Regions from separate parts of the Homo sapiens genome. Here region 1 is linked to region 2. Evidence: chromatin loops called from intact Hi-C (ENCODE). Cell type or tissue: PC-3. All regions are shown on one strand. Links, peaks and the distances in the headings refer to the core of each region. The heading gives the core; the rest is flanking DNA. Region 1 has its middle 360 kb from the start of DELEC1. Region 2 overlaps DELEC1 (deleted in esophageal cancer 1).

Region 1 (2,925 bases), core at 259-2,758, 120 kb after region 2:
TGTACTATTTTACAAAAGGCTTTTTGAATGTATTGGTCTTTATTTTTTCACATATAAAGGCTTAGAAGTGAGGGCTGGGCACTGATCACTGTATTGGGTGATATCCCAATGTCCCATTTCCATCCTGCTCATTTCTTTCTCAAAGTGTGTTTATATGTCAGCCAGCTCTTCTTGTGTTTTGGGCATATATCAGAGATTATCTTCAAGAATTAACATCCACAGAAGCTCAGCTTCTGAAAGTAGCCTCCTAGATGTTTATAGCCCATAAAATGCTTATAGGATGTCAGTCACACTCTGGCACCACGCATCTTTGAAACAGAAATAATCCTAGCGACCACTGAATCCTTCAATCTCATTTTCGTTTTAAGGTTGTTGTTTTGTTACTCTAATTTCTGTTATGATCGGTATACTGAGGCCCAGAAGAATCAATAAGTCGCCCAAGGTCATAGAGTACATTAATGACAAATCTGGGACTAAACAAGTATCTTAAGCCCAAACATGAGATTATTTTTTTTTAAAAAAATGAGCAGTTGCTATCTAGTTAATCTCTTCCTTGGTTCACTAAACAGATTCGTCAAGAGTTAGATATGAGTCAGGCGCAGTGGCTCACGCCTGTAATCCCAGCACTTTGGGAGGCCGAGGCGGGCAGATCACGAGGTCAAGAGATTGAGACAATCCTGGCCAACATGGTGAAACCCTGTCTCTACTAAAAATACAAAAATTAGCTGGGTGTGGTGGCGCGTGGCTGTAGTCCCATCTACTCGGGAGGCTGAGGTGGGAGAATCACTTGAACCCAGGAAGCGGAGGTTGCAGTGAGCCAAGATGGTGCCTCCACACTGAAGCCTGGTGACAGAGCAAGACTCCGTCTCAACAACAACAAAAAGGAGTTATATATGTTCTCAGGTTAACAGCTGAATAAATAACAAAGAATGTCATTGTGCCTAGCAGCTAAGACTGTGGGAAGACTGAGTCTCCCGTTCTATGCCTCACCCTGCAGTATAGGAAGATGCCACCTGGGTCAGCTGGGTCATCTTGGATAAAGTGGTTACCCCTTAAAGACTAATGTGCCACTTGCATGGTTAAAATCTTGGCTCAAGTGGCTTATTGGATTATACAGCTTTCTCATGACAGTCGCACGTCTCTGAAATTCTCATGAACTGCTGTTTGGAAAGACTACAGTTGCTGAAAATAAACAGGAACCAAAAAATGCAAGCTGTCCTCTGTTCCCGGGAAAACCTAACTGTGCAAACAGCTTCCTACCCATGAGGGACAGTACAGAGCCAGGTATAGGATGACTCACTGGATTTATGAATCTTCTGTCTGTTGAGTAAGCAAGCACTGAGGATGTTTACGATATATTTTAGTGTTCTTTGAAGGTGTTACACTAAATGGGGAAATGCCCTCACCCTTAATGGCCTTAATAATGCTACCATAATATCCTGACTACATTCTCATAAGCAATCTTTTCTTTCTTTTTTTGTTTTTGAAGTCATCCAGGCTGGAGTGCCGTGGCGCGATCTCGGCTCACTGCAACCTTCACCTCCCGGTGCAAGCAATTCTTCAGCCTCAACCTCTCAGTAGCTGGAATTACAGGCATACACCACTATGCCCTGCTAACTTTTGTATTTTTAGTAGAGACAGGGTTTCACCATGTTGGCCAGGCTGGTCTCGGACTCCTAGCCTCAAGTGATCCACCTGCCTCAGCCTCCCAAAGTGTTGGGATTACAGGCATGGGCCATCACTCCTGGCTGCCATAAGGAACCTTTATATTAGTGAGTAATAGCAGCCACACAGTAAGTTCATGTTGAGTGTCTTGTCAAATGCTGACTAGCACTATGAATATAAAAACTGATCACTTGATTGTATCCAGCAGTCCATAACTTATAGAATAAAATAATTTACAGAGGCATCTAATTCAGGCCAAGCCTCTTGGCAAACTTAATTCATGCTATGAATATTTATTGATTTAACATTATGACAGTCTCTGTGCTAGAACTCAGGTAGGCTGTCCAAGACAACTTAGAGCTCATGGCTTAACTATTCCAAGCACATGAGTTTACTAACAATTTCCATTGCATCCAGGAAGCCTTCTTTTCTTATCTGAATTCCCATTAATCTATACCATTCACTAGACCCTTGAATTCCAGGCTGGGTTGGAAAATCATCCAGCCCAGTATATCACAAAGTGAGGAATGTGCACTATTAGTGGTGTGCAAGACAGTTTGGCAGTTTAAACTGGTAAACTTTAAAAAAAATTTATAAATAATTAAACACTAACCCTCACAGTGTGATGACAATTGTGATGGAGGTGTGCCCAACATGGAAGCCTGTTTTGCTTACTGCATAATGCTGAAGATGCTAGTGATGAGTTTTTCACCTGTATTTATAAAAAACTTCTCAAATCCAGAGTCTGTGTGATGAGTGGTCATAAGAATCAACTCTGATTTCTAAGACTTCCTCCATGTCTCAATATCCTGTTTTTCCTTCTCTTCTTTGGGTGTCTGAGATTTCAGGTGTAAGGAGAGTCTTCTTGGTGGGGATAATGTCTAAACAGATACAATATTTATAATCTGATAAATCTCAAAGGTGTGTCTCTACCTAGGACCATCTCAAGCTTGAGAGGCTTATATCAGATTGCCTGTTCAATGTCCCTACTTAGATACCTAGTACATATCTTTGTGCAGCCTGATCCCTGTTGGGCACCGTTTGATGATGAAGTGGAGACTAAAATCCAGACACATCTACTTGGAGGAAGGAGTGCTTTTTTTTTTCTTTTTCCTTTTTTTTTCTCTTTTTTTGCAAAAAGACAACTTTCACAAGTCAAGTGATGGGTTCTTGGGGCTTCCTCTACCTAGAGGTTCTTCCTAATTCTGTACAGAAATCAGGTCTTTCTCTAACTTGAACAAATATATCCTCTAAGTTAGT
Region 2 (2,925 bases), core at 150-2,649:
AAAGTATTTTGTAGACACGATGAACATTTACAATCAGTTGACTTAAAATAAACGATATTATTCTTGACAATGTGTCTCATCCAATCAGTTGAAGGCCTGAAAAATAAAACTGAAGTTTTTCAGAGAGGAAATTCTGCCTCAAGAGTAACGAGGAAATCCTACTTGAGTTTTCAGTCTGCTGACCTGCTCTGCTCTGTAGATTTTGAATTTCTAGCTTACTGGCTTGCCATCCAAATTTTAGACTTATCAGTCCCTACAATCATGTAAGAAAATTCCTTAAAGATAAGTGTGTGTGTGTGTGTGTGTGTGTGTGTGTGTGTGTGTGTATGTGTGTGTGTGTGAGTGTGAGTGTAGGTTCGGTCTCTGGAGAACCCTGACTGATACAAGGGGTGACAACAGCATGATGGCATTTGATTTTGTTGCTTTAGGTGAAGGTTGCAAGTTGGGTTACAAAGAGAGCTTGGGTGCCTGAAAGTGGTGTCAACACCAAAATGGAAAAGATTTCAGGAGAAGAAAGTTCAGATTTGGAACTTTGTCCTTTAGATGTCACCTGGACAAACAAATAGACATCCTTCAGAAGAACGTTCATTCAGAGCTAAGCAGAAGTCAGCATTATTTCCAGTGTGCAAAGATATTTTGAAGAGAATGTATATCTCCTTTAGGATCCTTCAACAGATACGCCACCTGTTTGCCTGCAGCAGTTTCCTGAGGCTGCAATTTGGAACAAATGCCTCTAGTGACAGGGAACAAAAAGAGTTGCTTTGTCCTGAAAGGAGGTTAAGAGTCATTTGAGGCTGACTATTCAAGACACACCTGAATGGGGTGTGAATTAAGAGAAAGGAGGGCCAGGTGTGGTGGCTCACTCCTGTAATACCAGCACTTTGGGAGGCCTAGATGGGAGGATTGCTTAAGCCTAGGAGTTTGAGACAAGCCTGGGCAATATGGTGAGACCCCATCTCTAAAAATAAAAGAAAAAGGAAAGAAAATAAAACAGAAAGGAGGAAAACGGTTATAGAAAAAGGAGAGGAACATCACTAAGCGAAAAGCTGAATGGAGGTGAGTCACTGGGCATGACTAAGCCATGACTAAGACCTCCAGGGTGATAGATGAAGGTCTCACCACCAGGAGAGTGGAGTAATTATTAATGCATGTTTGCCTGGTGAGTTATTTAGTTACAAAAGCCACAGCAGAGGCTCTTCATTGTAACAGCTCAACAATCATATATAGAGTTCCCGCAATGCAGACACTCACTAAACACTGGGGTCACACGGGGGAAAGACACAAGTCCAGCCTCATTTTGAATCAGTCTTTTTGTGTGTTTTAGTAGCTTCCCAAACATAACTTTGTCTTATCACTCATAGATGTAATGAGGTAGCTTGATTCTATTTATTCAACAAAGACTTATTGATTTCCTACAACAAACCATGCACTGTTCTTGCTATGGGGAATATAGTAGTGAAGAAAATTGGCTAAACTTACTCCTTGCCTTCATGGAGCTGACATTCTCATGTGGGTGACAGGAAATACCATGATAAATAAGTAAACTACACAGTAGGATCTGTGGTGATATGTTAGAGAAAAAAAATAAAGCAGCTTTATCAATCAAGAGAGGTTAGGCAGCCAACATGCAATAATTAACAAACTGGAATCTCAGTGACTTTTCCACTCGCCTAATTTTCATCGTGGGCCAGAAGGGGCCTCTGCTCCCACAACTTCACTGTCTTCCTTGCTCTAGGACTCTGACTATAGAGCAACGAATATCTGTGCTATTATAGGGGAAAAAATAAAAAGAGATTTCTGCTGGGTCTCACCTTGGGGAAGCAATGCTCAGCCTGAAATTGATGCACATTATTTCCACACATCATTCATTGGAATGAACTGATTAGTTGGATTGACCTAAAATATGGAAGCAGGAAGTACAGTTCTATCATGTGTTCAGACTGGGGGAAATCCTGTAAATATGGCAAACAAAAATAGGGTCATTTAGGTCACAGTGAGGACTTTGGCTTCTCCCATGAGTAAAATGGGAAGCCATTGGAGACTGTGAACAGTCGAGTGAGTGCAGAATGAGACAGACTTTTGTTGAGATCTTGGCTCTGTGACCCAGAACATGTGATCTATAAATTGGGGCAACAAAACCTACCTTATTAGATTGGTAGTAAGATTCACTGAGATATTTGTGTAATGCCTGGCATAAAATAAATTTTGGCAAAATGACAATGATATATTGAATTTCCTATAAACCTATTTGTTTCATCAAATGAGGATGAATTTCCCCCAAAGCAAAAACCATGTCTAATTCATCATTGAATTCTCAATTCCTAATACAAGATTGGACCCACTTCATTCCCCTAATATGTGTACTTCATTCTCCACAGGATGGCTGAGAGGAGGGAAAAGATGCAGAGAGCATCTGTGTATCCTTGCTGCTAAGAATTCACCTTTTTTAAAAAAGGGAGCTGTCACCTTGAATAAAAAAGGCTGAAGCAGCAATTCATAAGCCACAGTTAATGATCAAACTCATGGCAAGTCAGCTTTAGAATCCAGTGGAGGCATGTTCTCTGTGGCCTTATGGCTTGGGGGACTGTTTGGAATATGGTTAGCTGTCACCTTATATTTCTGATATAAGCTATGACATGCCTGTAGCTGACACATTTGTCCGCAGACTCTTTGTTCAAAGAGAAAGGTATACCACAGTTGTGCTAGTAATGGTTGCAATGCCTAGGGATAGAATTACGAAGAACTTGAAAAATCTTGCTCTTAGCATGTGTCACCATAATGAATAGATCGACGGTACAAGGTCAAACTTAATGCACAATGGGAAAGGTGGAAATTTTTTTTATTATCTTTCTTTATATGTGTCTCCTTTCACTGCATAGCTTTTTCTCCACACTCCTTTCATATTGATCTGGCAATAATGCTAAC

Evidence for each region. Hi-C counts contacts between places; a loop is a spot of excess contacts. Peaks named below come from ENCODE experiments on the same cell type or tissue, not always from the same donor. Only the 100,000 strongest peaks of a DNase experiment are listed, where the experiment ranks them.
Region 1: a loop joins it to region 2, with 2.8 times the contacts of the local background. A loop is called at or near these places in 2 of 110 quality-filtered maps.

What each region holds. Positions count from the first base shown.
Region 1 is chr9:115,497,239-115,500,163 of GRCh38, forward strand. No RefSeq gene overlaps it. Among named protein-coding and RNA genes, the nearest start is that of DELEC1, 360 kb to the left of the region's middle. In PC-3, for the core only: no CTCF peak of the experiment used is centred there; a DNase peak (open chromatin) is centred at 1,263; H3K27ac peaks cover 1,346 bases.
Region 2 is chr9:115,372,425-115,375,349 of GRCh38, forward strand. All of the region lies in intron 4 of DELEC1 (deleted in esophageal cancer 1), which reads left to right. Among named protein-coding and RNA genes, the nearest start is that of DELEC1, 230 kb to the left of the region's middle. RefSeq lists an enhancer at 470-1,669. In PC-3, for the core only: no CTCF peak of the experiment used is centred there; DNase peaks (open chromatin) are centred at 747 and 1,147; H3K4me3 peaks cover 757 bases; H3K27ac peaks cover 2,128 bases.